3 separate regions of the Homo sapiens genome follow, and regions 1 and 2 are each linked to region 3. A link is a loop called in an ENCODE intact Hi-C map of the cell type or tissue named here. Cell type or tissue: ascending aorta. All regions are shown on one strand. Each heading gives the region's core, and the rest is flanking DNA. Links, peaks and the distances in the headings are about the cores only. Region 1 overlaps RORA (RAR related orphan receptor A). Region 2 holds the start of RORA (RAR related orphan receptor A). Region 3 overlaps RORA (RAR related orphan receptor A).

Region 1 (10,170 bases), core at 2,153-7,152, 94 kb before region 3:
TCCAACCCTATCAGCATTTTTTGAAAATGTTTCACTCTAATAGTGATGGTGAACATTCTAAGATCCTAAAAATTAGAGGCTGGGTCACAAGATTAGATCACTGAAAGAAATTAAAGATAAAATTGTTGGCTAAGATGATTTCTAATAGCCCCAAACCAGAAACAACCCCAAAGGCCATCAATTGGTAAGGAATAAACAAACTGTACGTCCATACGATGGAATACTATTCCAGTAATAAAAAGAAATTATAATACAACAACATGGATGAATCTCAAAAACATCCGCTAGGTGAAAGATGTTGAACAAAAAAGAATATGTATTATATTATTGTATTTAGATAAAACTCTAGAAAAGGCAAAATACAGAGACAGAAAGCTGATCTGTGGAAGCCAGAGGCCAGGTTGCAGGGGGACGGGATTGAGAGCCAAGAGGCCCGAGGGAACATTTTAGGTGAGGGAACTGTTCTATGTATTGTTTCAGATGGTGGTTATGGTTGTAAACAATAACCAAAATTCATCTAACTGTATGCTTATAACTGGATTACATTGTATGTAAATAATATTGTAGTCAGCCTGTAATCCCAGCAGTTTGGGAGTCCGAGGCAGGTGGATCACGAGGTCAGAAGATTGAGACCATCCTGGCCAACATGGTGAAACCCTGTCTCTACTAAAATACAAAAAAATTAGCCGGGCATGGTGGCGCGTGCCTGTAGTCCCAGCTACTCGGGAGGCTGAGGCAGGGGAATTGTTTGAACTCGGGAGGCAAAGCTTGCAGTGAGCCAAGATCGCACCACCGCACTCCAGCCTGGCAGCAGAGTGAGACTCTGTCTCTAAATAAATAAATAAATAATCATAATATTTTAGTCAGTGGAAGAAAAGGAAAACAAATGTTGACCAAGGCAAATGGCCATGATTTTTCTCCTATGTGATAGCAGACCTGCAAGAAAGAAGTGGTATTGTATAGAAAAACAAGTTATACTCATTAGACAAAATCAAATGAGCCAACTTTGTGAACCTAAGCTTGGAGACACCAAACACTTCATAATTTTTATGGCATGGTGATAAGCTATTACATATACCAACCCTGGGATGGAAAAGCCTTGTCAGTTGCAGTTCAACCTCTGGTTAATTCAAGCTGGGTCTAAAAGGCACTAAATTGAGTGTGGTTTCACTTCCTTGGACTTCAGGTTCCTTGTCCTTGAAGTGGAAGGGTTGGATGAAATGGTTGTTAAAGCTTCAAAATGATACAACTGTGCCAGTCTTTGCTCAACTCCAAGCTCTTTAATGTGTTGGCGTCTCGCGATTCCATTTAGCTATTAGGACCCCAGGGCCAAATCTGGCTTGTCCCAATGTCATTGTTCTACAGAACCGGGTGAAGGGGCCTAAGATACTTGGAGGAAAGTCTACCAGTGCCATGGTCAACAGTGGGCCCTCCCAATGAGACAGCCTCGGGCTGAGTTCCCTGTCTGGACACAGCAGCCAGTTTCTATGATGCTTTCACCCAGAGGTGTTCTTGGAAGATCTCCAGTGTACTTTATTTTTAGTTCCTTGGTGAGTGCTCACTTTGTATTCTAAGAAAACTTTTAGATCTCAAGACAAGGAATTTTTGATCTCACTTTTTTACGCAATTATGAGTCATTCCACATGTTAGCATTAGCAACCCAAGACCTCCCTCTCCTCACTGATCTATCTTTTTCATCTCTTCAAAGATCCTGGAGGTAAGGAAGGGTTTTAAATGTTTGCCCTTGAAAAGAAAAGACGTGCAAACCGGAAACTGGTGACTAGCACTGCTGTTGTTACCAAGAAATAGTTTTTAAAAGCAGACATTTTAGGAAGATAATTGTTGATCTTTGCATTACCCACCAGTCCAGTGAGCAGGCAAATCTCCTATGCATAAAATCTGCTAAGTCTTCAAGCAAACTCACCTTTCCTAAAGGATTGAATTAAAACTTAATCCATAATATCTTCGGAAGATTCCCCCTAATTTTTTAAAAACATGGAATTTTTTTTTTCATGTGATAGATCTGGTTGAAAACCAAAATATCAGCAAAAGCCACAGCTCATCATAAACGTAACTATCTATGGAGCCCTTACATAATGGTCAGCTACTGTGCACACAGTAGATCTTTCAGACCTTACAACTAGATGTGGAAACTGAGTCTTAGTGAGTTTATGTCTCAAGGCCAAGGCTGCCTCGCCTGTAAACAGCAGAGCTGGGATATACACCCTTATCAGACCAAATCCCAAATCAGTGCTCTTCCCCCTAGTGCTTATTGTCAAATTCTGGTTTGTCAAATTGTCAAACCAGAACCAGGTTTCCGTTTTACGTTTCTATTCATAAGGCGAATTATGTGTGTTAAGCAAGATGTTCGGCAATTATTTGCCCATGGATGAAAAGGTGTATGCTTAGGTTTCTTGTATCTTATACTTTGCTTCACATTAGGGATGTAGCCTCAGGCACACATTCATGTGAGCAGTGACCTGTAATCAGTTTATAAGATTATCACTTAAAAGAATTTTCCTGTTACTGATGATACTTAGAGATTGGCTGTTAGAATGCTGTGTGAATGTTATATGCATATACATACAAACATGTTTTCTCTTTATCCTTGATCTTCCTATCCTCCTTCAAAACAAACACCGTCTTTAATCTTTAGGTTTATGTGCAAAAGTGATAATGCAGACATACCCTGGGATGGAGGTGGGGAGGACACAGGCAACTGGGCATAAGGAGAGATAATAAGACACAATTCCAAGGCTGGCCTTTGCTGGCCTTACACATTCTGGAACAAATAAAGCTAACAATATTATCAAGCCCACGAAGCCCTGTTAGAGTTGAAATTGCAGCTCACTGAAGGTCAAATTTATTAGATTTTCTTTTCTGCCTTCATAGAATGGTTGAATAACAACTTCCTATTTTTAGCATGAACTCTCCTTTGTAATTGCTTCACCCAAATCAAGAAAGCTGGAGTCAGGGTACCTGTATCCATCTTTGCTGGCATCATGTTCTAAATCAAGTCCAAGTAGCTATGCATAGTAGCATCTTCTTATTTTGAGACTTGGCCCTTCAACTAGTGGTTTAGAAAGAAAGGTGACTTTGCTAGGATGCTGGGGCAAAAACCAGGGTGCTGAGGAAGACTGCCAGGTTCTGCAGGACATTTTAAAAGTACACTGTCAGGTTTGGGGTTTAACCTCTCACATGTCTTTCTTAATTTTTTTTTTTTTTCACTTTTAAAGTTAGCTTAGGAACGTCAATTCTGATTCTATTCAATCTTGTTCTGGCTCTTGTAGTCACTCTTCTGAGGCACTCTTGTTCTTTGCTGTATCAAGGTCATACTTAAAAAGAGATGTTATTTCTTGATCAGGGTTTTGAGAGGATTACATTTTCAATGTGAAGGTTCAGCCACTGTTTTAGAGGACTGTACTAATGAGCATAAGACAGAAGGTCTTGGCCCAATGTGGACCCGCATTCAGTTCTATTCTCCAAGGATGACATCTTTAACCTCAGCCAGCTATTTCGCAAAAGTGAGTAATGGGTCGGCTGGGCATGGTGGCTCATGCCTGTAATCCCAGCACTTTGGGAGGCTGAGGTGGGGGGATTGCCTGAGCTCAGGAGTTCAAGACCAGCCTGGGCAACACGGTGAAACCCCATCACTACTAAAATACAAAAAATTAGCCAGGCGTGGTAGCGTGTGCCTGTAATCCCAGCTACTCGGGAGGCTGAGGCAGGAGAATTGCTTGAACCTGGGAGGCAGAGGTTGCAGTGACCCGAGATCATGCCACTGCACTCCAACATGGGTGACAGAGCCAGACTCCATCTCCAAAAAAAAAAAAAAAAAAAAAAAAGTGAGTAATGGGTCAAAGGGGACCAGATGAGAGCATAAATGAGCATAAATATATCACTTCTATTAACTAAACAAACCATAAAATGGAGGCCTTTTGCCATAGTCAGTCAGTCGTCCATTATCATGACAGGAAAAATCACACATATGCTCTCATATGAGTTGTCCATCTGTCAAAGAATTTGTATAAACCGAAGAACAGTAACATGCACTGAAGATGAAAAGCACCTGGGGAGCTTTAAAAATTCCTGAGGCCCAGGCCACCCTGGTCCCACCTGGGAAGTCTGATGTAACTGGTCTGAGATGGAGCATGGGCATCAGTATAATTTAAAAGCCCCAGGAAGATCCTCCCATGCAACTAGAGCTAGAACCACTGGTCTAGACCCAGTTGGCCACAGTGAACACCGTACTAAGGGCCAGGGACTCTGCACAAACTGCCTTAATGGGTGGAGTTACAGGTGGTAAAAAACAGAAAACCGTATACAATAAGCAGCACGGAGCGAGATGCGGTGGCTCAAGCCTGTAATCCCAGCACTTTGGGAGGCTAAGGCAAGTGGATCACCTGAGCTCAGGAGTTCAAGACCAGCTTGGGCAACATAGTGAAACCCCATCTCTACCACAAATACAAAAAAGAAAAAAATGGCCAGGTGTGGTGGCAAGCATCTGTGATCTCAGCTACTTAGGAGGCTGAGGTGAGAGGACTGCTTGAGCAAAAGGGGCAGAGGTTGCAGTGAGCTGAGATCATACCACTGTACTCCAAAAAAAAAAAAAAAAAAAAGCAGCATGGCCCAGAATTCCTGTCTGATGCTTCCCATATTCCCAGAGGGCAATACACCATTTCCAATAATCGTCCCTGCAGAAGGATAGAAAAATGTCAGCAACAAGAGTGACACTTAAAACTGCACCCCAGACTCCTGTGGTTGAGATGCTGCATGCCCAACGTGGTCTGACTTCCCACTGACTGACCTAGGCATAGCACCAGGTGGAGCATGCAGACATATCAAGGTTTCCATAGGGTCCACAGCTCAGAGATATAACAGATGCCCGATAGGAGCAAAATGAAAGATTGAAACAAAAACAAACAGCCCACTTTGGTTTTAGAGCAGAGAAAGCTAGGAGCTGATTGGCTTAAGAGCAGAGAGGAGGAAGGCTATAGTTTAATATACCCAGCAAATCCAGCAATATGGGGCTGGACCACCCCATATAGATAACCTATAAAATATAATTTCCCTCCCCACCCTCTCTCTGAAAATCCAAACTCATGATCACATAAACTGCACAAATCATGGGAAAGAACAGGAACTCTCATCTCTCTTTTTAAAGGAAAATATGTATTCCACGGTTCCTGTTGGCACGAGCTGGACATTACAGGGCTGATATCTCTGGGGACAAGGCACAGTGCTGGCTTCTTGCATGGAGGCAAGTGGTGCCAACTGGCCAGCATACCAGGTTGGCTCTCTTCCAGGACACAGTGGCTTGCATGAGCTCCCGTCAGGGGAAACGTTGTTATATCATGGCTGCTGCAGACAAGAAGATGATGGAAAGGATAAGGCTCTCCAGGCTACAACTACCGAGAACAGTGCTTGTTAGAAAAAATACTTTTCACCATTAGGGGAGGAAAACGGCTCTTTCTCCAAATTCCTCCCATTTGCTCCCCATCCCTGCCATGCATAACAATATGTTCCATTCAGAAGTAGTGTTAGAAATAAAGGATTGCAGACAAAACTGTACTTTGGAAAAGGGAAAATAATTGGTTCACTCAAGGGGCACTTTTTTGGCAAACCCAAGGCAACTCACAATGGTACATATGCTTGTCTATCCCAGTGCACATGATGAGACCTGAAATCGAGAGGTCACTTCTGTTTGTGGGAAAGCCAGGATCACTTAATTGGCCAGAAGAGCCAGAAGCAAGCTAACCTATCAACCTAGCTTTTAATCTATGAGGCAGAATCTATTCCCTGACTTTTTCACACAGGTGATGATGCTCATAAGTTCTCCCAGCAGCTGGGCAGACTGACGAGTCAGGAATGTACCAGGTTCCCCACCCTGAGTTCAGGCTGGGCTCACTCTAGCACTCAGGTGGGTTATATGCAGGAGAAACCAAGGAACCTCCAGGAAGAAGATGCATTCCAAGGGGAGAGTGAAGCCAAGTGCACCTTTCTGAATCAAAGATAATGAGCCAGGATCAGCGGGTGTGCTGAGGGTGATTCCGCACAGCGTCCCCCACCCTGAGTGTCCTATGTCCCATGGGAGAGCAGCTGCAATTGCATGGATGAATAAAACCAAAATGACTCCGACTCCCTCTCCCTCTCCCTCTCTCTCCCTCCTTCTCCCCACGGTCTCCCTCTCCCTCTCTTTCCAGGGTCTCCCTCTGATGACGAGCCGAAGCGGGACTGTACTGCCGCCATCTCTGCTCACTGCAACCTCCCTGCCTGATTCTTCTGCCTCAGCCTGCCGAGTGCCTGCGATTGCAGGCGCGCGCCGCCACGCCTGACTGGTTTTCGTATTTTTTTGGTGGAGACGGGGTTTCGCTTTGTTGGCCGGGCTGGTCTCCAGCTCCTAACCGGGAGTGATCTGCCAGCTTCGGCCTCCCGAGTTGCCGGGATTGCAGACGGAGTCTCATTCACTCAGTGCTCAATGTTGCCCAGGCTGGAGTGCAGTGGCGTGATCTCGGGTAGCTACAACCTCCACCTCCCAGCCGCCTGCCTTGGCTTCCCAAAGTGCCCAGATTGCAGCCTCTGCCCAGCCGCCACCCCGTCTGGGAAGTGAGGAGCGTCTCTGCCTGGCTGCCCATCGTCTGGGATGTGAGGAGCCCCTCTGCCCGGCTGCCCAGTCTGGGAAGTGAGGAGCACCTCTTCCCGGCCACCATCCCGTCTAGGAAGTGAGGAGCGTCTCTGCCTGGCCGCCCATCGTCTGAGATGTGGGGAGCGCCTCTGCCCCGCCGCCCCGTCTGGGATGTGAGGAGCGCCTCTGCCCGGCCCCGACCCCGTCTGGGAGGTGAGGAGCGTCTCTGCCCCGCCGCCCTCTCTGAGAAGTGAGGAGCCCCTCCGTCCGGCAGCCGCCCCTTCCGGGAGGGAGGTGGGGGGCCAGCCCCCGCCCGGCCAGCCGCCCCGTCCGGGAGGGAGGTGGGGGGCCAGCCCCCGACCGGCCAGCCGCCCTGTCCGGGAGGGAGGTGGGGGGGTCAGCCCCCACCCGGCCAGCCCCTTCTGGGAAGTGAGGAGCCCCTCTGCCCAGCCGCCACCCCGTCTGGGAGGTGTACCCAACAGCTCATTGAGAACGGGCCATGATGACGATGGCGGTTTTGTCGAATAGAAAAGGGGGAAATGTGGGGAAAAGATAGAGAAATCAGATTGTTGCTGTGTCTGTGTGGAAAGAGGTAGACATAGGAGACTCCATTTTGTTCTGTACTGGGAAAAATTCTTCTGCCTTGGGATGCTGTTGATCTTTGACCTTACCCCCAACCCGGTGCTCTCTGAAACATGTGCTGTGTCCACTCAGGGTTAAATGGATTAAGGGCGGTGCAAGATGTGCTTTGTTAAACAGATGCTTGAAGGCAGCATGCTCGTTAAGAGTCATCACCACTCCCTAATCTCAAGTACCCAGGGACACAAACACTGCGGAAGGCCCCAGGGTCCTCTGCCTAGGAAAACCAGAGATCTTTGTTCACTTGTTTATCTGCTGACCTTCCCTCCACTATTGTCCTATGACCCTGCCAAATCCCCCTCTTCGAGAAACACCCAAGAATGATCAATAAAAAAAAAAAAAAAAAAAAAAATGAAACAAAAAAGGGCCGTTTTCCAGAAGTCATGGGTAGCACCTGGCTAGTGCAAAGTGCAGTCTTGGGTGCTGTGCTGCCTGCAGCCTCCGCAGTGGGAGATGGTACCTAAACAAGGTATTGGGAAGAGTTGCAGCAGTAATGGCATCATTAACAGGCAGGGCATGGGGCCTTGGGGCCTCAGGGGCAGCTATTTGTGGGCATCAGAAGTGGCATTAGTGCTATCCACAGACAACAACACCACCCCTATGGCCACCTGTGGGCATCTATAGGGGTGGATGATGCCTTGATGATTTCCTTGGATGTCATGGCTAAGCCATTGTTTTTTGGCAGCTGCAGCTTCTGAAGATGTTACTGAGAGCCACAGAGAAAGTGAAGACGGCTAAGACAACCAGGTCATGCGAGACATGCCCAAGACGCCCAGATTGCTTAAAAGACATTTGGGAAAGGGAGCATTTAAAGTTCTTTCCAGAGGATGGATGGGGACAAAACTACCTGGAGAGCCTATTTTTTATTCCCAGGCAAATATGACTGAAAAAAAAAAAATCACAGGTGTTAAAGAAGAAAAATAAAATTGGATGAAAAAATGTCTCTGCTTTTTCTGGTGATGCAAATACAAGGCATCATCCATTTAGAAGAAATAAATACATTTTTTCTTTCCACTCCAAAATGCCAACATTTACAAATGAGTTATAGAAGTCACTTCTGGAAGGCAAAATACTCTCCATGGTTCATTTCCTCAGTCACTCAACAAATAGTAACTAAAAATAGATGAAGTTCCCAGCTAGTGCAAATGTCTGTCAGGGATAAGTAACAACAGAAACAACAATATATAATTTATGCCAGACTTTTTTACATGAGCAACCTCATCTAACACTTATGACCCTACTGTGACAAGTACCATTTTCTCCTATTTTAAAGATGAAAAAACTGAGGCTTAGACAAGTTATGTGACTTGGTGAAGATAATAGAAATATTAAGGGAAAGAACAAGGTCACACATTTGGATCTTCCAATTCTAGCCCTAGATTCTTCCCATCCCCCACAACAAATATAAGATACGGTCCTATTCTCTGCTTTCAAGAAACAGACACAAACCCATTAAAGAACTAGAAACTAGAACCTGTTTCTATTCTCTCCTGGTTCTAAAGGATGGATGCAGAAGAGACTGATAGTTCAGGCAGGAGAGGAATCAATGGAAGCTGGAATTGTCAAGGAGTTGTTCCAGAGCAGGAGAGATATAAGGATCTGAACAGGCAAACAGGAAACAGGCAGAGTTGAGTAGAAGTATATTCTGAGCGGTGGACAAGATGAAGAAATATGAGCTTTCTTCCTAAGGTGTGCTGGAGTGATGAGATACAGCACAGTAGTGGTGTCCAGTCCTGCATTCTTTCCTTCCCCAACATCTCTGAAGCACCTAGCATGCACCAGGCACCTTGTTACACCCAGTAGCACACACCCCCTATGACATGGCCCCTTCCCCGTGAAGCTCACAGCCTAACGTGTTGAGGCAGCTGAACCCCACGTGATTCCCAGCCCAGCCAAACTGTCTCCTACTATCCATGATGAAAACATCAGAAGTTGCCAGGCCAAATCTTGCTTGGCTTCTCAAATCAGGCTGTTTATCAGCACTGCTTCACACAGATAAAACCTCTCAATATGGAGCTAAAGTGGAAAAAAACTCAGCACGTAAAAATAAACTGCCCAAATCGTGTTCCCTCCCCACTCCATTCAGCGCCCAGTATCACTACACACGTGAAAATGCCACACAGCCCTGGACCCGAGCAGCAGAGCAGCTGCTGTGTGTGGACACAAAGTACAACTCAGAGCCCTCTCCACTTCTGCTCCAATTGTCGTAGCCTCGTCTGAACTCTGAGCTGGACACTCCACTGCAGGATACAGAGCATGAATTGAGAGAAAGCTTCCTAACCTTCATATTGTCAACTGGTGTCTTGCTGCATTTGCCACAGATCCCATAGTGTGGTGTTAGAAATGGTGTTGACACACTCCCACATATCTTTAGCATTACATTTCCCATGTTGCTCCTCCTTATATCTTTATCTGCACTTGGTTTATAAGTGAAATCAACTGATAAGGCTTCCATTTCATACCATCTGTTATGTGTCACCAACGCTGGTTTTGTAAAAGAGATGAGAAGGATCTAAGACTATTGAAACTTTCACAGTCATTTCCAGCTCGGTAGGCTAGAAACTGAATCTTAAAGAGTCACTGGACATACTCAAAGAAGAACTTCCCACTCCAAGACACATAATTGTCAGATTCACCAAAGTTGAAATGAAGGAAAAAATGTTAAGGGCAGCCAGAGAGAAAGGTCGGGTTACCCTCAAAGGGAAGCCCATCAGACTAACAGCGGATCTCTCGGCAGAAACCCTACAAGCCAGAAGAGAGTAGGGGCCAATATTCAACATTCTTAAAGACAAGAATTTACAACCCAGAATTTCATATCCAGCCAAACTAAGCTTCATAAGTGAAGGAGAAATAAAACACTTTACAGACAAGCAAATGCTGAGAGATTTTGTCACCACCAGGCCTGC
Region 2 (10,170 bases), core at 2,333-7,332, 190 kb after region 3:
TACCTGGGAAATGTGGTTATGCATTTGGCTTCCACAGAAGTGTAAGCTAAGAAGCTCAATTCATCAAGTAGCCTGGGAAGATGAAGGGGGAAAGGAAGAGTAAACTCAGAACACATGGCACATGCTTAAGATACCATACCATATGAACCTCTAATAACCTCCAACTCCATCTCTCCTGTCAACATGGTACCGCAAGCTCCTAAACACAAAAATGGGAGAAGGTGGATCTTAATTCAGAAGTGACATGTCCAAGGAAAAGAACCCATGGGCTTGTCTCACTCGAATTCCAAAGGTTAGCTCTGGACAGAGGGCAGTTTGCTTCCAAAAGTGATTCAGCTGTCACTAAAAATCCTCAGAACATTTTTATCCGGAGGCACATCTATTACAATTAACATTCTCACGCCTCCCTGTGTCCCACTTCAGGAGTCTAGTGTGGAACCAGAAGTGTGTGCTACAGCCCCCACCTCTGCTACCTTGAAAACAAGCTGAAGGGTCTCATCGTTAGGGGCTTCAATGCAGGCTCCATACTTCAGTTTCAGACGTAGAGGCATTTTCTAAAGCCAAGGGCTCCTCACCATGCCAGTAGGTATTGGAAAATTCCAGCAGGTGACTAACATTAGAAGAGTCTCCTATAGATGTTTTGAACCACTCAGGACTTGAATTCTAGATTAATAATTCAATTTTTTTTAAGAAATAAGGGGGAAGCAACAGAAAAGGTTATCATAACTATCATCAAATGCCTTTTCTATAATTATTATATTACATTTTTAAAGGGTATTATTATAAATGTTTTTATGAGCAATTTACCGGAAAATTAAAGTCCTTTAGTTTAAAAAATAATTATTTTATCCCTCTGGCAAAGGCTTTTCTCCCAGTCAGCAGCTCTTTCAAACTATGGGGCATCATTTGTTCACTGTGGCGAGCCGGGTCCATGTGAGGAAAGTTGATCTGAGAATCAATCTCTAGAAAGGGCGCTAAATTGCTAGGTAAGAGCACCTACTAGAAAGTGAATCAGCCAAAACTGAAGGGGGCAAGAGAGGCCACGCACTTTCAAAGTCAAAGACGTATGTGGTTCTAGAAGTCCTCAGGGCTACACATAAACTACAGGCCCTGTTAACTGATTTTAAGTCAATCTAAGCTGAGCTTCCAGGGGGTTCGATCTCAACCCAACTGAGCTTTTCACTGTTAATCCCATCTTTTGGTTTCGATTTTTCCCTTAGGTCTGCCGGCCCTAAAAGCCTTCAACCTTCAGCACTGGTGTTCCAAACCAACTGTGTGGTGGTACACAGCCCTGTGTGGATGACTTCACTGAACTAAAATATGTAAGCTTCTGGCAAGCACATATAATAACGAGATTCTGAAAAAGGGTTTTTAACAACAGTTATGTCACGAGGCTCATGGCTCCCTGAAGTCCCTGAAAGCCTTGTTAAATTAAAGATTCGCTGTGGTTTTTTTTCCGCTTCATTCCTACTTCCCTTGTCGCTTCCTGCCTTTCTTTTTTCTCTTTCATTGTGTTGTTAAGATGGAACTGAGTGACACCAGCTATCATTAATATCACCTAGAAAATGGAAGAGTTTCATTAAAACTGCTAACATTCCCAGCAGTTTTATGGACAGGGGAAGGTCGTCTTTCAGATTATAAAGTCACACACCTGATTTTGTAAGCTCAGGCAATAAAGGTACACAGTGCATCCACACTTGGATTCCCAAGAGGGAGGAATTCAACAGTAGCCTCAAGTCTACCTAGGTAATGTCTCATGAGGTCACTGCAATGTCATGAGAATTCAGACCACAATTTCTGTGGACTTCAAACACTGACTGGGTAGAAGCTAAACCTGCTACCCTTTGGAAAGTATCTCCCAAATCAGAAAGCTTCCCATTTCACCCAATGCCAAGAACTCCACTCCACCCTCCTGGAGGTTGAAAATGCTAATCATAAGGTGATGATGTTTGCTTTTCCTTTCTAGTTGTGTGCCTTTATGTTTTAAGTATTTAAAAGGCATAATCACCTAGTGTGTAGGTTAATTTCTTTCCGATATTGTAATTTATGCAACATTAATACTGGATGCCAGCTCCAATTTTCTTACTGCTTACACTCTGGGAGCCGGCTTGCATATTCTGCCAACTCCATTACATCATCTGAAAACCCAAACATTTCCCATTTTCAAATCACTCTCAACTACCAGGCATACTTACACATTCTCTCTTTTTCTCCCTAGCTCACACACATAAAGATTGGTACCCCTGAGGAGCAGATGCTACATCTGAGGTTAAAGTCTGCAAATGCACATAATTTCTGGAAGCTATTACTACTGCTGTGTTAGCTAAAGGATGCCTCCATCTCTGACCTTCCTTTTTCCATTCAGACTGTTATATAACCTAGTGCCTGCGTGCAGGATGTGAGTTGAGTGTTTGGGCCTTACCACCCCCCTCCCATTAAATCTTCCAGGAGGGACAGACAGGGGCTGGTTCAAAGAATGAGTTGGGGTGGGGGCAGAGGGTGGGGGGAAGGGGATATGGGTCAGCAGGTCAGCTGTGCAAGATGTATCCCACTCCTACTATGCCCCTCTCCCCTTTTTGCTGAGCCTAAGGGGGCTGGTGGCACTGAATGCTCCGGCGTTACATAATTTGCAAGAACAGCAAGTTACGGATTTGCTAGTCGGCTCTGCAGCCTGCCACCCTGATCGCTTGCAAGAACACCTTCTGGCAAGAATGACACCTGAAGATGTTAATAACACAGGGTGTGGGGGGGTCAAGAAGGAGAAAGGTGGCAGCACAAACCAAAAATTAGTGCAGCTTCCTAAATACTATGTCCCCCCCATTCCAAAAAAAAAAAAAAAGCCCCAGAAACACATGAAGGGGATTTTCTCCAGTGTTTCTGATTAACCCTGTTACATAACCCGCTCGCATTCCAAATCCACCGTCTCAGGGTCTAAATATACTCTTTGCAGCCAAAAGCTCCCCGCACACAAACTCACCGAGCTAGCGGCAGGTCCAGGCCCCCAGCCCTCATCCCCTTCCCTTTTGTCCCAGCCCTCGCCGCCCCCCTCCCGCTGAAACCGCGGTTCGCCGCGGTCACCCTTTGGAAATCGCCTTTAATTAAATGTTTTTCGCGTGTGTCATCCTGATGGCTTTTACTGTACTCGAATTCCGTGAATGGGAAAGCGCCTGGACAGGGGGTGTGGCTAAGGTGGGGGGGGGGATACTGTAAAACAGCCAGCACATGATCAGCCATATTCCTACCTCCAACTACAACATCGAGAGGAAGGGAGCAGTTCCTGGGGCCCCCATTCGCCTCTACCCAGCCCTCCCCAACCGCCGCCAGAAGCCGAGTGCAAGAGGAGGGGGCGCGCTGGGCCGGTACCCAAGCCGGGGCTGGAGAAATCCTCTCCGTCCCCAGCTCCAGGCGGCTCGCGCGAGCACGCTTCCTCCGGAGTGACAGGCGCGATTTATACATTATTTACAACAGTAATTAAAGCTGTAGCTTCCTCCTGTTCTTTGCAAACTCCAGGCGCATTCAAATAAATAATCCCCCACTCTCGAGAAAAACACACATCAGGTTCCAATACCTTCAAGAAAGAGTGAGCTTTCCTCAACAGCTCACTTTAGGAAAGGAGGGAGCAACTGAGTCCCCCCCATCCCCCCCAACACACGCAGACACAGACCAAACACCAAAATGAAGAGTAAAAATCGCCAGGGGAGGAGAAAACATTGCTTGCACTATCCAACCAGCATACAACTTGCACTGACCATCCCCAGGTTCCTGCAGAAATGCTTGGAACCTCCGAGAGGGAAGGATTCCCAGAGCAGAAATAAGTTTCGGTGCTTGCTTTTGTAGACGCTCCCTCCGGATGCGCGTGGAGCGCCCCACAGGACCGCCGCCCTCTGCGCGTTGGCGCGCACACGCCCCCCGCCAGCCTGGGCGCCGGGCTCCGAACCCCCGGTCTGCAAACTTGCGCATCTCCCCTCGCCGCGCCCGCCAGACAACTTGGCGAACAGCTCGCCCGCCCGCACCCCGCTTCCTTCGGCCCTTCCTTCAAATCCCAAACGCACCGCCGTGCTCCAAAGAAGGTGTCCACGTCGCCCCCAGACCCCGGAGCGCCCCCTCTCCACCCCCGGGACTTCCCAGGTCGCTCACTCCTCCCGCCCCCCGCCCAGATCTGAGAGGGACCGAAAACACACCCCCGACTCGGGCAGCCAGGGCCGAAACTGTCAAGAGGAGAAAAGGTAAAGCGGAAGGAGGGTGGCCATAAACAGATTTTTTTGCCCCTTCTTAAAAGGACACTGCCGCTTTAAAAGTTTCTTTCCCGGGCCCCCACTCCCCGCATCTCCGTATTTTGGGGGAGCGTATTTAATTGAGGCAACGCAGCTTTCCTCCAGTGTTTGCAGAAAAATCAAAGCCAGGGGGGTGAGCCCGCCGGCTGTCAACCTTCCCGCCGCCTCCCCCGCCCCACTCTGCTCCCGCAAGCCGAGAACGGGCTGCAAAAGTTTGCAACATTTCTGGGGGGCGGAGGGGGGAGGGGAGGGGGGTCCTCCGGGCTCGGGGCGCCGCCGCAGGCTCGCGCGCGGCCGCCGGACCCCGCGCCCCGGGCGCCCGCTCCCGGCCGCCCCCCGCTCCGCGCCCGGGCTCCCGCCGCCCCCTCCCCAGCCCCTCTCCAGCCTCCTACCTCTGCTGGTGCTGGAATAGCTCTGTCTGCGCACCGGGGCAGGCGGCTCGCTCTTGCGGGCGGATTCCTGGTTCAGCGGGGTCTCCCTGGAGCCGGCGGCCGCGTCCGCGCCGCTGCTGCCTGGCTCGCTGGCGGCGGGGTCGGGGGCTGCCGGAGCTGACTCCATGTTTTTTCCCAATGTAGAGATCGCTGGAGATGGCGAGCTCCGAGACTCCCTCTATCTTCTGTTTTCAGAGCAACTCTATGGTACCAAAAAAAAAAAAAAAAAAAAAAAAAAAAAAAAAAAAAAAAAAAGAAGGAGAAGGCGACCGGCGAAAGCAGGAGGGAAAAAGCAGGCGGCGGCGGGCGGGCAAGCAAAAGCGCGAGGGAGCGCGCGGAGTGTCTGGGTGGACGTGTGTGTGCGCCCGAAAGGGGACAAGAGGCGGGTCTGGCCACAGGCAGCGCTAGCGAGAGCTTCTCCAGCCGGCCCCCACACCCACATTCCCCACCCTCCAGACCCCAGACCGAGAGCCACAGACTGGCTGCCAATTTTGGGAGGTGGGGAAAAGAGGGGAGGAGGAGAACAGAGCCTCCCGCGCCCCAATCCTCCCCTCTCCCCAGCCCAGGGACAGAAATTAAAATCGGTGAGATGATTCCGTGCCTACTTCTGAGACTCTCTCGGGAACAGAACTCGTCCCCATCCGCTGCCAGCTTGGGTAGAGACAAATCCGATTGTCCACGTCCACGTTGGGAAATCGCAGGTAGCCCCCTGCCAGCCCTGCCGAGGGCTGAGGAGAAACTAAAAAGGAATTAGAACGGGGCTGACATCCCAAGGAAGGCGGAGGATGGGAGGACGTGGCACTTTTTACTTTGGGATGGGACGGCCAGTGGGTTTCCAATCTTGGTTAAAGACATCTGTGTCTAAAACAGATTTTGTGAATCTAGAAGCGCCATGGACAGTTTCTGGCATGGTTGAAAGAGGTCGCTTTCAGCTCCTTTGCTGTTTGTCCGCGAAGGATCCAGAAACCATTTGGCAGGGCATTTTCTACTGAAGAAAACTTTGGCCTGTTTGGTCGACAACTATCTAAGCTGGATAAAACATGCCACGCTGCATCTAGCTCAAGCGTGGCTGCTAATTGTCAATTCCCACTGGTACTTTTCCTATTAAATGTACAGTCTCATCCATAAAAGGTAGATATACTGGAGAGGCATTACTAATGCCCGGATAACATTCAGATAATTAACAGCTCCTAATAATTCGTATTATTATAGGCATCATTCTACACCCTCCTCCCATTGAAATACATTCATCCCCTAGTAGGTACCTAAAACTCCAGGAAAGCAGATAATTGCATCATCGTTACCTTGACTGCAAACTCCAAGATGAAGGAACAATACAAATTGAAAGAATGGAAAATACTCCAATGGTAGTAGCCTGATTTGTCTGCCTTCATACTCAATCTACCACTTTCTTTTGCCTGCGAAGACACTGTGGAAATACGCCCCACCTTCCTTTCAAAAGGATCCAAAATTTTGACAATAAATAATATTATTAGAGGCCAGAAGGTGGCATAAATATATGTGCTTCAGAACGTGGGGTAGGCGGAGGGAATTGGGGGACATTTTTCTTTTGCTAACTTCCTGGTTTGGAAAAATGCTTTAAAAAATAGTAAGTGCGGGAAACCCAGTTAGCTAATCCTTCAGAGGAACCGCCATATGCCAAATTTCACACATAGTTTCTGTTACTGTTACTGATCTTGATCTTATTTCAAATACACAATGCCCTTTGCCATAGTCTGTGTACTAATCAGCAAAACCTGTGGTCCACTCTTCGGGGTGATGTAAATGAGATGTGAACAGTCCTGATACCTTAATCCTGTCTCTGCAAGGATCCCTGGCTTTAGCCTGTCTGTTGGCGCCTACAAACAATGCACAATTGTCTCCTCCATCCCAAATCAGACGTGTGGGTTTCCCCATACGTGAAAGCACAGATTTCCAGAGTAGCCTTCACAACATTTACCATTGGTTAGCCTGTTAGTAATGTTCTTGATGCAATTGACCTAGCTTGTTACACTTGACTTTTCTAAGGAAACAAATATATCAAAGTGTACAGTTTAAGAAACAACTTCCTCTGGGACAGTGAGCATCTCAGAATACATTGGCTGCCTCATGTTTATTTTAGAATACTTTAAAAAATACTCGTCACATTAAATTTCACCAGTAATTCTATCTGGGACGCAAGTGACTTAAAAAGTATCCCTGGTTTCCTTTTAGGTACCAGTAGCAACTTGTTAACATTTTTTATTAAGTCTGTTCCCCTTGGACCTTTAATGAGTTTCTTACTGTTCTCCTTTAACTAAGGTGATGTTTAGTCACCCTGAAAAGACCATCTAGAAAATAGTCATAATGACCTGAATCAATTAAAATAGACTCTATATTCCCTTCAGAAAAAGATCGCAGCTCCAAAAAGCCATTTCTCCTAACTCTCTAAGACAATTACTGCTTCTGCAATTTAAAACAATTGGGAACTCAAGTGCTTTCCCCAAGGGAAAAAATAAAAGTGAGTTAGATACATTCCTTGACTGTCAATCACTGTGACTAAAGTGTAAATTACCTGGATTGGGGAAGCATTTGAAACCTGAAAAGCACAGTGATTAGGTTTATATTTCTTTCCTTCCGTCATGCTCCCTTTCGGATTACTAATTAAGGCTTTCCAATTTTCCAAATATTTGAAGAGATGGGAGCCTTCCTTAGACTCTGCTCATTGACAAAGGGCAACAGTGTTTGCTTAAAAATGGTTATTTTACTTTGCACCGAGTTCCCTGAAAATGGCTTAGAAAAGCTATGCTTGTGGAAGAGATCAGCCTAATTTCAGTTTTTTTGTAACTCCTCTTTGCAACACCACAGCCATCGCCCCCTACCTCCTTGCCAATCCCAGGCTCCTCTCCTGATGGTAACATTACTTTTCTCCTACTCTAAGGTAATTACTGGGAACCTCAAAGTTAACTTTGACTCCTCTCTTTTGCTCCTGCCCCTAGTTCTCCACATCCTAACATGCTTGCCAAGTGCTACAAATTCTACCTACATGACATATGCCCCTCCTTTCTGCAGCCATCCATGCAGTTCCAGACATTATTGCTCACCTAAACCATCTCAGTAACCTCTTAAATAACTGGCCTTCAGTCTTATAACCATTCTAATCCATTCCAGATAGTACTGCCAAGTTAATTACCCTGAACTACAGCTCTCATTTCCCACCATGTCACTCCCCTACTTACAAGACTTTAATGGCTCCCCATTGCCCATGCAATTAACAACTAACTAGTCAACGCGGTATTGAAGGCTCTATCTCCCTATCTCTGCACTCCTATACCAAGGATGGCAAGTCGATCTCGTCATGTGGAAAGGTGTGGGCTGTGATTGATTTATGTTATCTCCCATGGGTGGAGGATAGGGAGTGTGACACTCCTGGCAGGAGTTTGTCAAACTGTCTTACATCCTTATGTAATCTCCACAATCCATGTGCAGTACTCAGGCCAGGCCACATGCTGCTGCCTGCTCCCCCTCCTACTTCTAGTCCATGATACATAGATAGTTGCCTCTGCCTCTTCTCCCTAAAGGCCCTCCCTGCCTTCTCTGTTTACTGAAATCTACCTTCCTTTCAAAGTTAATTCTAAATGACAGCTCCTCTGTGGAGCCTTCCCTGATTTACCCCAAACCAAATATTTTAACTATCTTAGTGCTGTGCACCCCTCCTAAGGCATTTGGTCTGCTCAATCTACCTTGTATTGTGGTTGTTTGAACATTTGCTTTTTCCTCCCTGGTGGAAGACATGCTCCTTAAAAACAGGGACTGTGCCTTTGCACATAGTAGGCATTCATTACAGTTACTGGATTTGGGAAATGCAGTTGATGAAGTCATCAAAAAGTAGCATGTCCACACGGTAATTCCATTATCCAACAAGAATGAAAACCTAAGCATTTCAACTTTCAATCACTTGAAATAAGCCTTTCCTTCTTGGATAAAAGATTCATCAGCATGTATGTGCTGTTAAAATTTATATATGCAAAAAAAGTTGACAGTTATTTTCTTGCATTTCTTGAGAGGGAGAGAAGGGAAATGATGGAAATATACAGTAGAATTTCCTTGGGAGTATGGAGCTTTCTACAACATGCACAAGAACAAAGAAGACAGAAAATTAAAACTGAGTGCCCAGACAACAAGTTTTCCTTCTTTCAAGAAAGCATCCAGAAGCTGAAGCTGGGCTATGTGCAGAAAATAGAAGACACACCAATGAAAATGCAGCACTGCTCTTGGGCATGGGAGGGGCTCCATCTCACTGCTTGTCATTAAGTTGTCCCCCAGCTGGTAAAGTCCAGGGTAAGAAGCAGCCAGAGAATCAGTGATGTGAACCTGATGTCCTCCTGGGTGGTAACAGGAGAGCCAGACTTGCCAGACATGAGGAAATAAAGACGAAGATTGAAACATGCAGTGTCCACCCTGGATGATCCACTCCACCCATGCCCATTTTATAGGTGAGGAAATGAAAATATAGAGAAGAAAAGTGACTCGCCCAAGGCCACACAACTAATCGGTGGCATGATGTGACTGACGGCTTCAGACTGCCTGAAGTCAACGCCCAACTCTGCCACGTGCTGGCAATGTGGCCAAGGGAAAGTCACTAACCATTTCTATGCCTATATTTCCTCATCCATAGATGAACATTGTTGGGGTTAGATGAGATGATCCTTCTGAAATCTTGGCACTCAAAATTCTGCTCTTATCATTATGCATCTTACAAGTTGTTATAAACTTCTGTATAAAACAGCACCGTCCAATACTAGTCATTAGCCAAATGTGTCTATTGATTTCTTAAAATATGGTGAGTTCAAATTGAGATGTGTGATAACTGTTAAAATCCACATTGAATTTCAAAGACTTAGTACAAAAATGTAACGTGTCTCATTAATACTTTTTTATTGATTGCATGTCAAAATGATCAGAGTTTGGATATATTGGGTTAAGTGAGATATTTAAATTTATTTCATCTCTTTTAACTTTTTAAAATCTGACTACTAGAAAATTTAAAATTACTGTGTGGTTGATAGCATTGTCTATTGGAAAGTGCTGGTATGGACCATCTCCAGCTCATAGTAGGTATTATAACAATGTAATAAGAGTAATTTCTAGGGCTCAGCTGGGGCTCAAAAGGTAGCATCCAGCCGGGCACTGTGCCTCACACCTATAATCCCAGCAGTTTGGGAGGCCAAGGCAAGCAGATCGCTTGAACCCAGGAGTTTGAGACCAGCCTGGACAACATGGTAAAACCCCTTCTCTACCAAAAAATACAAAAATTTAGCCAGGTGTGGTGGCACACACCTGTAGTCCCAGCTACTAGGAAGGCTAAGGTGGGAGGATCACTAGAGCCTGAGAAGTCAAGGTTGCAGTGAGCCATGATGATTCTGCCACTATATTTCAGCCTGTGCAACGAAGTGAGACCTGTCTCAAAAAAAAAAAAAAGATAT
Region 3 (10,170 bases), core at 2,519-7,518:
CTGTATCATACACAGGCTCTTTTTGTTTCAGTTTAATCCTAGAAGGAAGAAATGTGTTGAAATTGCAGCTATATAAAATCCTTGATGGACTGAAACTAAGGGGGAAAAAGAGGAAGCAGGTGGGTTTGAAAGAAGGAAAAAAGGAGTATCTAGCATTTTCTTTTAAAAATGTCATTCTTGATTTATTTGGTGGCACAAAGTGATTTTCTTACGTTTCTCAGACTGCTTGAGTCAGTCTATATAGAGGCTATTCCTGGATCTTAGTTGAAAGCTGTTGCCTTTCTAATTGTTTAACTGATCACTTCTGAACGACAATTACAGTTCATTGTTATTCCCTGTTAAAAAACCATTGACATCCATCCAAAAGTTATAGCTTACAGGTCAGGGAATATTTATGTGATATTTATAGTCTGTGAAGAAAACCCTGGGGAACTGCCAGTAGGGAGGATTATTTACCAATTTCTTTTTCTTCAAGTTTGAATTTATTTGAGATTTATATCCAAAAGACATTTTGTAATCCTGTGTAACTCTGATGTGTGACTATAATTGTGCATGTTGGTCAAGTTCAAGGAAAAAAAAAATCTTTTTTCTTTTTAATAGTGGGGGCTGGGAACCCTGGTTGATTCCACTAAAAACATCACAGACCAAAAAAAAAAAAAAAAAAAAAAATCCACTCAAGGAAGTAGTGTTACATACTTGAAGAATTTTCTGAAGTTAGCCAAGAAAAATAAGCTACGATCAAGGAGGAAAAGCTGGAGTTTCAGTTTTCTGGAGATTGTACTTCCTGGTAACATAAAAACAAAAGTTAAATTCAGAAAAATTCAACTATGAAGTTAGCATCACATAAAAAACAATGGAAAATATTTAACTATGCGCATATGTTTGTACACAAACAGAAATAGATATAAACAGACCTTAATTAGCATTGTAGACTTTAATTATCTTTGTACAGTAATTGGGAATGGTTTTGTTCTGATTTATTCCATAATGCTTACTGTGTTCTGTTAACAACTCATTTTTTTCCCCTTCCAGCCCATAATAGAAGGCTTTTACTGCATACTTTATTACATCTGCTTCTCATTTAATGACCATTGTTCTGGTCTGTCAGAGCGAGTGGCTATACAACTTCCCAAATCTGCAAGATTAAGCAAATATTTTGACAATGTCTAGTTTCTTTTTTCCTTTTTTTCAAAACATACCAGATAAAAATAAAAAGATTTTTACTTACCCACACAACGTTAGGAGAGTTTTTAATCTAACGACAATAAAGAACTAAGCGGCAGCAAAATGTACTTCATGTGGCAAAATACATCAAGCAATTTTCTGTCCCATTTCACTTAAAAAGTCCTAAGAATCTGGTCTGAATCACACAGCTGGGGTTAATGGGAGCACTCCTGGACTGCAGGGAGGTTGTGGGCCCCTGGGCAAACCACGTGGAGACCTTCAAGCTTCTAGAATGAGACAGAGGCCTTCTGCTCATTTTGGAGGGCCCCGGCAGGTAAGCTGAATGATAGGTGTCTGAATCACTCACTATGAAATGTCATTTTTAAAAATGGTCATGCTACATACAAAATTGCAATACCACTGATGGCATAAGGACCAGGGTCATAACTCTCCCCAAAGAAGGTGGATACAAATACACAAACAGAAGCATTTCTAAGCAACTGGGCAGAGAGATACAGAGAAAAGAGGATACAGCGAAAAATCTATTAACCCATAGGCATTCATTAATTCTACAAATGATCTAATGGTGGGAAGCAGAAAATACACAAATAAACCAACAAAAGCATGACATGGACATAAATGCTAAGAGGGAATGGTATGTGGAAGATGCTGCAGTCAGTGGAATGAGGGAAAGGGGTTAAGAACAGATGAGCTTTCAAGAGACAGTCTATGCCTTTCAGAGTAGTTTAGGAAAAAAGTTACCGAAAGATAACTAGGAACAGAAAACAAGGTGACAGAAAGGACCGCATTAACCCCAGAAGCATAAGCCTCTTAAAACTTTCTGGTGGGGAGCCTCTCCTTGGAGGCAGCAACCAGGGAAAATTCCCGCAAGGAGGTCCTACGGGAGCAGCCAGAATTCTACTAGAAAGACAGGAAAGACATGACAGGGATGGGTCTGTAGGAGAGCATCGGCAAAGATAGCAAGAGGATGCAATCCTCTTTAGAGGAAGTAGAGGTTTGCCTTGTTGCTATTAGATTGCTTCACATCTCCATTGGTTTGCGTTTACTATAGGGCGGAAAGCACAAAGCAGGATATGTATGTGCTTCAGGAAGCTTAAGTGCAAGGCAATGGGGTTCATTTGTGAGCTACTGGCAAACCATTTGTATTTGGGGTGGGCGTCCCGTGCAGCACGCCTCTGGAACAGTCCCTTCACTGTTAACACCACTGACTGGGCCCTTAATTGGAGCAGGTCTGCGCGTTTTAATAAACATCTTTGATGAGTTCTCTGGACTGTTCCATTAAACACTCATTCTACCAAAAATGCCTGGTAATTCTCTCTAAAAATGTTTTCATGTTACCGCTTCCAGGTCTTTCTAAAGTTAGGCAGTACAAAGAAACAAAAATCCAAAAGACTTGACTTTAATTTAGAAGTCTCAAAGAGAGTGTTCACCCTAGAGCAGAGATTTCTAAAGTTGTAGTATTGGACTCGCTTGCCTCCACCCCCACCCCTGCCCTTCTCCCAAAACAAGAAAACAAAGCAGCATCAAAGCTTGAGGTACAGAACAGAATAAAACATGTTGGTGCAGATTTGCTGGCCTCGGTGAAAACAACCTGAATCAGTAGGTCTTGGGGTATCTTCACTTTTAACAAACACTACAGGGGATTTTGATGCAGTCAGTTCAGGAATTAAATTTTGAAACACACTTTTGTCAGGCGGCAACAGGGTAGATAGCTTAAGAATGGGGTAGGAAGCTAGACTATAGGAATTCAAATCCTAGCTCCTCTACTTCCTAGCTGTGTGACCTTAGGAAATAAACACTCTGTGCTTCAGTCTCCTTATCTTCAAAATGGGATAATGGGAGCAATGTGTAAGAATTGAAAAATATGTAAAGTACTTAGTACTGTGCCAGACATGTCGTAAGTGCATGAAAAATGTTAGCCACTATTAACAGTGGATTCATCCCAAAGTGATTTCAGCTAATGAGCCAAATTTGGGTAGAGGAAGTACGCTGAAGCAGATTCCAACCAAACCAATGAATGAATACAGCTAAGCATAAAATAGAATCCTTATTAGGTATCCTCCCACCATCATTTCAGTACGGTCAGCACCAGTCTATAAGCTGTACAGACATCCTATACAATATCAATCTCCTGTAGCACAATATATCCTAACAATCCTCTTGGGCACAGACGCAGCCACAGGGCAGGAGACAAAGCAACAGAACCAGCAAGCACGCACTCTGCTGCCTCACTTCATGGGAATCCCATTCAACACCAGTCTAGGAAGAGATGACCTTGGAATGCAGATCCAGTTAATTCAATTCAATGAGCATTTATTGAACCCTTGTGATGTATCAGAGATTCACCTAGATGCTGAGGATAATACAAAGAGCAACAAGAAAATCACCCTGTCCTCAAGGAGGTCATAATCTAGTGGGAAAAAGAGATACAAGTAATTGTAAGGCAAGGTGGCCTGAGATGAATGCTATAATAGAAGATGGAAGAAGGCCATGCGAACACAGAGTAAGTAGTAATTAACTCTGATGGGGGCAGTCAGGAAAGGCTTTCCTGAAGAGCAGACATAGCATGCCATTGTGAGAGATCAATAAGGCAAGCCTATGAAATTGTTTAATGACTTTATCATTCATGGAAACAACCCAGAAAAAGCCTGAGGGACCATCTCTGTCTCTGCATTAACATGGGTGTGTTTAAGATTTGATTAAATGTTTGTTGTTTCTGTAACATCGCATTTAAAAAAAAACCAAGTATGAACATTCGTCTATTATTCTGATCTTCTTCAAAGAGAGAAAGAGTCCTAGAAATACTTTTCTTTTTTCCAAAGCAAACCCTCTGCATTAATAGCAAAAGAAGAATGGCAAGTTATCGAACGTATTATGAACTAGTTAGCCAAAGCGCAAGTCTGGGAAGGCCCACATTTGTTTTATGTAGCAATGAGACAAAATATGAGAGTTTTTTTCTTCTTATATATGGTTGCCTCTTTCTACTTGACTATAATCATTAATAATTTCTTTGGACCAGCAGAGGAAACAGGTATTGATCACAATAAAACATTGCATCCACAAACACTTGCTATAGCAGGTTATGGTCTCCATGGAAACCCTCCAATAGAACCAATCTGAATTCAATTTCAGAAGTAATGAGAACAGATAATTTTACACTCAATCAATCACTGTCAGCTGCCGTTATCAGCCAATCAGTCATTATGTCAGTCAGTCACACTCTCAACAAACTTCTTCTGTGGCATGGTCAGATGAGAATGTTTTGACATCCAGAAGCAACACGAGAAAATTGGCTCATCTTTCCTGGCAAGATGCCAAAGACACAGCACTGCATTGTGTTTGCTAAGGCAATAAACAGTCCAATCAAAATACACTGTGGTAGCGGAAGATTCTAGGCAGCAATTTCAATAATTGTTATGATACTGATGGCAGAGACGTACTTTCGACCCAAAAGTCATACAGTTTAATCCTCTCATTTAAACATGAAGAAACAGAGCACCAGAGAAGTTCAAGTATCTGCCCAAAGCTGCACAGCTAACTGGTGGAAAGCCCACGACTAAAACATGAGCATTCTCCCCTTCCAGTGCTCATCCAGGATGCCTTGCTGCTGCTCTTCACTGCCTTCCTTTTTGAGGCAAGAGGGTAAAGGGATATTTGAAGATTAGGTTCTAATTCTAAACAGAGAGCCCCAAGCCTGTGGGAGACTCACGGGATATTTGTGAGGCTTGTGCTTTGGAGCCAACTCAAACCTCTTGCTGTTTGGGGTTAGCTCGTCCTTGGCCAAGTACAACTTCTGGTTTCTAAGGAGGAACAAAAGATTTTGAAACACTACAGGGCAACCAAATCACTGTTACAAAATGACATTTTCGATAAGTTTAGTGCAGGACTATCAAGAACACATGGACTGAATTCCCTAAAAATGCTTGGGAGAGGGAGGTAAAATTTGAGGGGAAAAATCTGGCAAAATACAGTTGGGCTCTTGTCAACCTCAAATGTTAGAAATGTTGGCATTTGGGAATTGTGAAGAATCTGAAAGGTGTCTGGTTTCTTTCTTTTTTCTTTTTACTGCATTATTGCTTTGTCCATTTCTCAGAGACAGTTCTCTGAGGCTGAGGTTCACATTCTTCCTTGGTAAAACAGATGGTTGGGAGGCCGAGGCAGGCAGATCACGAGGTCATGAGTTCGAGGCAGGCAGATCACGAGGTCAGGAGTTCGAGACCAGCCTGACCAACATGGTGAAACCTGTCTCTACTAAGAAAATACAAAAATTAGCTGGGTGTGGTGGTGCACACCTGTAATCCCAGCTACTCAGGAAGCTGAGGCAGGCGAATCACTTGAACCTGGGAGGTGGACGTTACAGTGAGCCAAGATTGCACCACTGTACTCCAGCCTGGGCGACAGAGTGAGACTCTGTCTCAAAAAAAAAAAAAAAAAAATAGATGGACCAGCTTGATAGTTTGCAAACTTCAATGTGCATGGGAACTTACCAAATCTGTTAAAAATGCAAATCCCCAGATCCCACCTCCAGACATTTTCATTCAGCAGGTGAGGCTGGGCCCAGGAATCTGCCTTTTTAACAAAGGACCCAGGTAATTCTGATGCACTTTCTTTGCCAATCAGTGTTAGAAAACATTGGTTAACTAATGCTATTTGGTAAAGAATTTGGGCCATTTTGTTGATGGTAGTTTTCCAATTACATTCCTCCCCAAACATTCCAACTTCGTAAATTGTGTGTATCACCCATATTACAAGAACATAATTCTAATGGCTATGATCACAAGCTTTGATATATATATATATATATATATATATATATATATATATATATATATATATAAAATATATGAAATATACATTATAGTGCCACTTTCTATTAGCTGTAAGTAGGCTTTATCTTAAATAGGTAGGTGGTATATGGGACACTAATACATCCCATCAGAATTTGTCTAAGGCAAATGAGGTGAAAAAGCAAAGCAAGAATATGGGTTCAGGCTTGAGCTAAAACTAGTAATTGCAAAAAGAACAGTTTGGAAGCTTTCACATGAAATGCTTGCTTCATTTCTCTAGTCTGCTTGCCTGACCTCAGCTCACGATACCTATTTTATCTTCTCGCAAAACATTGATATAAAGCTTTTTGCCTGTTTCTACATGTAATACTGATCTTTTCCCTCCATTTCCTTCCGGGCTTTATTTTTTTTTCTTTTTCTGATGCATTTCAGGACATTTGATGAGTCTTGGAGTGTGTTTAAATGATGACAAGCATGTGATGTGTACACTAGGTAGACCGTACACCCTATGAGGACAAATACAGTTCTTTTTTTGCCATTTCATCCCCTGAACGTGTCACAGTACCTGGCACAAAGCACTTAAAAATATTCATCGAATAAATAAAATGAATGAAAGGATGGATGGATGGATTACAGACAAGTAAAAACTCATCCATCTGGAGGCTGAATGAATGCAGATACTTCAAAAGATCTATACTTTATAGTCATAATCAATAATCACTCATTTTTTCAAAGGTTGTTTTTATTGATAAAACTCTTGGTTAGGTGTTGTTGACCCCACAGAAACCAAAAGCAACTATAGTATTTTGTAATTATGCCTTCCTTTGTAAAACCAGCTATCATATAGATTTTTCTTTGCCAGGCTTATTTCATTGTTGTTTTGACTGAAATGGAAATATTACTGGAAGCTAAAATAACTCATAGACATTGGGTGAACCATAGGGGAGACAGTCAGGAATGGGGAGATGGAAAAAAAACCCAAAACTCACCAGTGCAATCAGCAACAGATCCTCCAGAAGCCTGTAAAAATTAAGACAACTTTTAAAACTCTCTTTGCCTGTCATCACTACACACATCCCAGGCTCACAGTCTTTCTGCATCATGCAGATGACAGAGGTAACCCTTAGGAAGCTTAACTTATCTCACTGGTAGGTTTCACAGCCTCATGCCAGTGACGTCACAGAAAACAACTTTAAATCTTCCATGAAACAAGCAAACTGGAGGAGAGATGAATTCAATGAGCTATCAGAGGTGCTTTCCATCCTATTAGAAAAAAGGAGGAAAGCAGGAAGGAAGGCAGTAAGAAAAGGAGGAGAAATTAACATTTGTCGAGCATCCATTGACAACCAGGCGCCACACTAAACTCTTCATATTTTATCTCATTTGAAGCTTATTATATTTCCAGGGGGTGGAAATTCATTGGTTCATTTTATTTTATTCATTTATTTACTTTATTTATTTTAGAGACAGCTCTCACTTTGTCATCCAGGCTGGAGTGCACTGGCACAATCATAGCTCACTGCAGCCTCGAACTCCTGGGCTTAAGGGATCTTCCTGCCTCACATTCCCAAAGTGCTGGAATTACAGGCGCGAGCCACCATGCCCAGCTAGTATGTTCATTTTATAGATGAGGGAAATAGGGCTCAGAGAGGTTCATCCCCATGCCCCAACAGCTAATGAACAATAAAGCTGGGACTAAAGTAATAGCAAATATTTACTAAGGACTTAACGTCAGTCAGTTTCATGTGTGTTAACTATTAATTCATTGAATCCTCCTTTTAATCTTATGAGGTAGGTACCTCTATGCCCTTTTCAGAGGTCACAGAACAAACACAGAGAGGTTAAATAACTTGCCCAAGGAGTCACAGCTGATACATAGCAGAGCTGGGGCTGGAACCTGCGTGATCAGCATCAGACCCTCGTCTCTTAACTACCACACTCAGCCATTCTCTACAATAGCGTCTAGGTTGGCCTTTTTCCAAAGGCTAAATCCTTTCCGGAATACAACTTTGATTTTATGTTTCTAGAGAAAACAAAAAAGGCATACCTCAACAATAGCCTATTAGACTTTTCCAAGCATGACAAATCATGTGTATTTGTTATATATACAGATAGGCTATGTGGTCTTAATTAAGGTGACCATATAATTTATTGTCCAAACCATGAAAGAAGGTGCTATCAATAATTATCCAGGGACAACAGTGGTAACCTGGAACTGTTCCAAGATGGCAAGGGTGCCTGGTCACCCTAGTCCTAATGAATAAATACACACACACACACATACACACAAACACACAAACACACAATTAGATATCGTTACTTTCAGACACATTCTGATACTACCCGCTGGAGTACGGATGTGTAGTTAAATGCTTTCTAACACTGTGTGAGCCCACCCTCCTCCCACCTCAAGAGCTGCTAGCCCTTTCTTTACCTAATGCATTTCTTTTAACTTGTTTTCTCACAAAAGACTGTACGTAATTGGTCAGCCATGAGAGATTAATTTGTGCTTAGCTGGCTGAGCGGACACAAGATAACTCAATAGCGGATGATGCCAGTGCATGAACCAGCAGCTTCTCTCGATAAGCCTTCCTACCTACTCGGGACCTCGTCCCTCCATAGCCTGCTTCTTTGGGAATTGCCAGCCAAGTCCTTTACTTTATTTACCTCATTTTTGCCTGCCTGGAGAAATTCAAACTTGCAGTTTTTAAGTTTCTTCATGGGCCATTTTTCTTACGGAAATAGAAACAGTAGCAAAGACACCCAGACTCTCCCCTTCTAAAGCAATGCATCAAAGAGTGCACTGGGGTATGTGGATAGCAGAGAAACTGAGCAAGGGCAAGTTTATGCATATCCTTCATCCTGCTCACATTGTTTATAACTGCAGTCAGACACAGACAGCAGGCTGAGAGTGATGGACATGGCGATGACAATGGCGATGATGGTGATGGGAAGACTTCTAAGAACTTAAAAAGCGTTTTACACAGATGATCTCATCTAATGCTATCTCAGCCCTAGGTGGTGGGTGCAATTATCATTCCCATTTTAGAGATGGAAAAACAGATATTTACAGAGGGCAAACATTCTGCCCCACGTCCAATCTAGGTAACTTAACCTCAGAGCTAACACTCTAACCCACAGGGCCTGGACATTCAAATGCACAAGTCAACCACAGATGACAGAGTACAGGACAAATTGGACTGGAGAGATCCATGCCTCCCAACTCCTCATCTCACAGATGAGAACTCCAGTTCAGTCCTTTTGCCTCCTCCAGAAAATACTTACCTGTCAAGAACTTTGTAAAAATGAAATGAGAGAAGGTTAAAAACATAACCAAGAAGTGCTACATAAATGTTTTCTACTGTCACTAGACCAGCCCTTAAACGCTATTTCAGAATGTATTACTCTAATAGAGTAATTTTTAAATACCTGGACATCAGAGCTAATTGGACATCAGACATTGGAGCTAATTCCACCTAACCATAGAAATGCACTGTGGCCTGGGTTTATGCCTGTCATACAGTTCCCTCCCACGGCAGGTACATTTGCCACATCCCAATACACTGCCAGTAAAGATAAAGTACCTTCTAATATACTTATAAAAGCACAGAGTGCAGGGGCTAGGGACTATAGAAGAAGGCAGGAGGCAAGGAAGCAAAGGGTTTTATTTTTTTTTAATGTCCCCAACTCCTCTAACCTGGTCCCTTTGCTTTGTTTGGCTGGTACGACAGGTGGTGACTCTTAAGCACTGTGTAGCCTGCTCTTGTGTCCAGATTATCCCAAGCAGTCTGAAACTTCAAGAGAATTTGCAGTAATGCACAAGTCAGGATTTGGTTCCCAGAGCAAAGCTGTGCTCAAAGGATTGGACATCAGAAACAAACCTAAAAAGAGCCACAAACACGGACCCCAGGCTCCTCCCACCCCCTCCCTAACTCACCTGTAGGGTTTAAAGAGATTCCATTTTAATGAAGCAGGATGGGCATAACACTTGGGAAGGAAAGGAAATCTGGCCTACCCCAAAGCAATTAGCTTCCTCTGCTAGGAAGAGACTGTGCTTGTGTCCTGAGGTTTTTATTTCATTTTTCCTCAAGGGGATGGGAAGTTCGCTGGTCTAAGATTCATGCCTTTCAGACTGCTCCTCAAGTGAGGAGGCCACGTGGCCCTGTAACCCAAATGCCAGGCCCTTGGTATCACCTTC

What was found. Hi-C counts contacts between places; a loop is a spot of excess contacts. Peaks named below come from ENCODE experiments on the same cell type or tissue, not always from the same donor. Only the 100,000 strongest peaks of a DNase experiment are listed, where the experiment ranks them.
Region 1: it touches region 3 in a loop (2.6-fold over the local background); 8 of 110 quality-filtered maps call a loop at or near these places.
Region 2: a loop joins it to region 3, with 2.0 times the contacts of the local background. A loop is called at or near these places in 2 of 110 quality-filtered maps.

The regions. Positions count from the first base shown.
Region 1 is chr15:60,940,096-60,950,265 of GRCh38, forward strand. The region is part of intron 1 of RORA (RAR related orphan receptor A); the gene reads right to left. Among named protein-coding and RNA genes, the nearest start is that of RORA-AS4, 180 kb to the left of the region's middle. RefSeq lists a silencer at 5,115-5,409 and an enhancer at 6,873-7,630. In ascending aorta, for the core only: no CTCF peak of the experiment used is centred there; a DNase peak (open chromatin) is centred at 5,276; H3K4me3 peaks cover 816 bases; H3K27ac peaks cover 255 bases.
Region 2 is chr15:61,224,387-61,234,556 of GRCh38, forward strand. It overlaps RORA (RAR related orphan receptor A), which reads right to left and starts at 4,916. Exons shown (of 11, transcript NM_134261.3): 1 at 4,667-4,916. The coding sequence starts at 4,832. In ascending aorta, for the core only: CTCF peaks have their summits at 4,870 and 5,077; DNase peaks (open chromatin) are centred at 3,070, 4,825, 5,105 and 5,314; H3K4me3 peaks cover 3,556 bases.
Region 3 is chr15:61,034,143-61,044,312 of GRCh38, forward strand. The region is part of intron 1 of RORA (RAR related orphan receptor A); the gene reads right to left. LOC107984805 (a long non-coding RNA gene) reads right to left here. Exons shown (of 3, transcript XR_007064660.1): 2 at 697-6,992. Among named protein-coding and RNA genes, the nearest start is that of RORA, 190 kb to the right of the region's middle. In ascending aorta, for the core only: no CTCF peak of the experiment used is centred there; a DNase peak (open chromatin) is centred at 4,486; H3K4me3 peaks cover 485 bases; H3K27ac peaks cover 2,450 bases.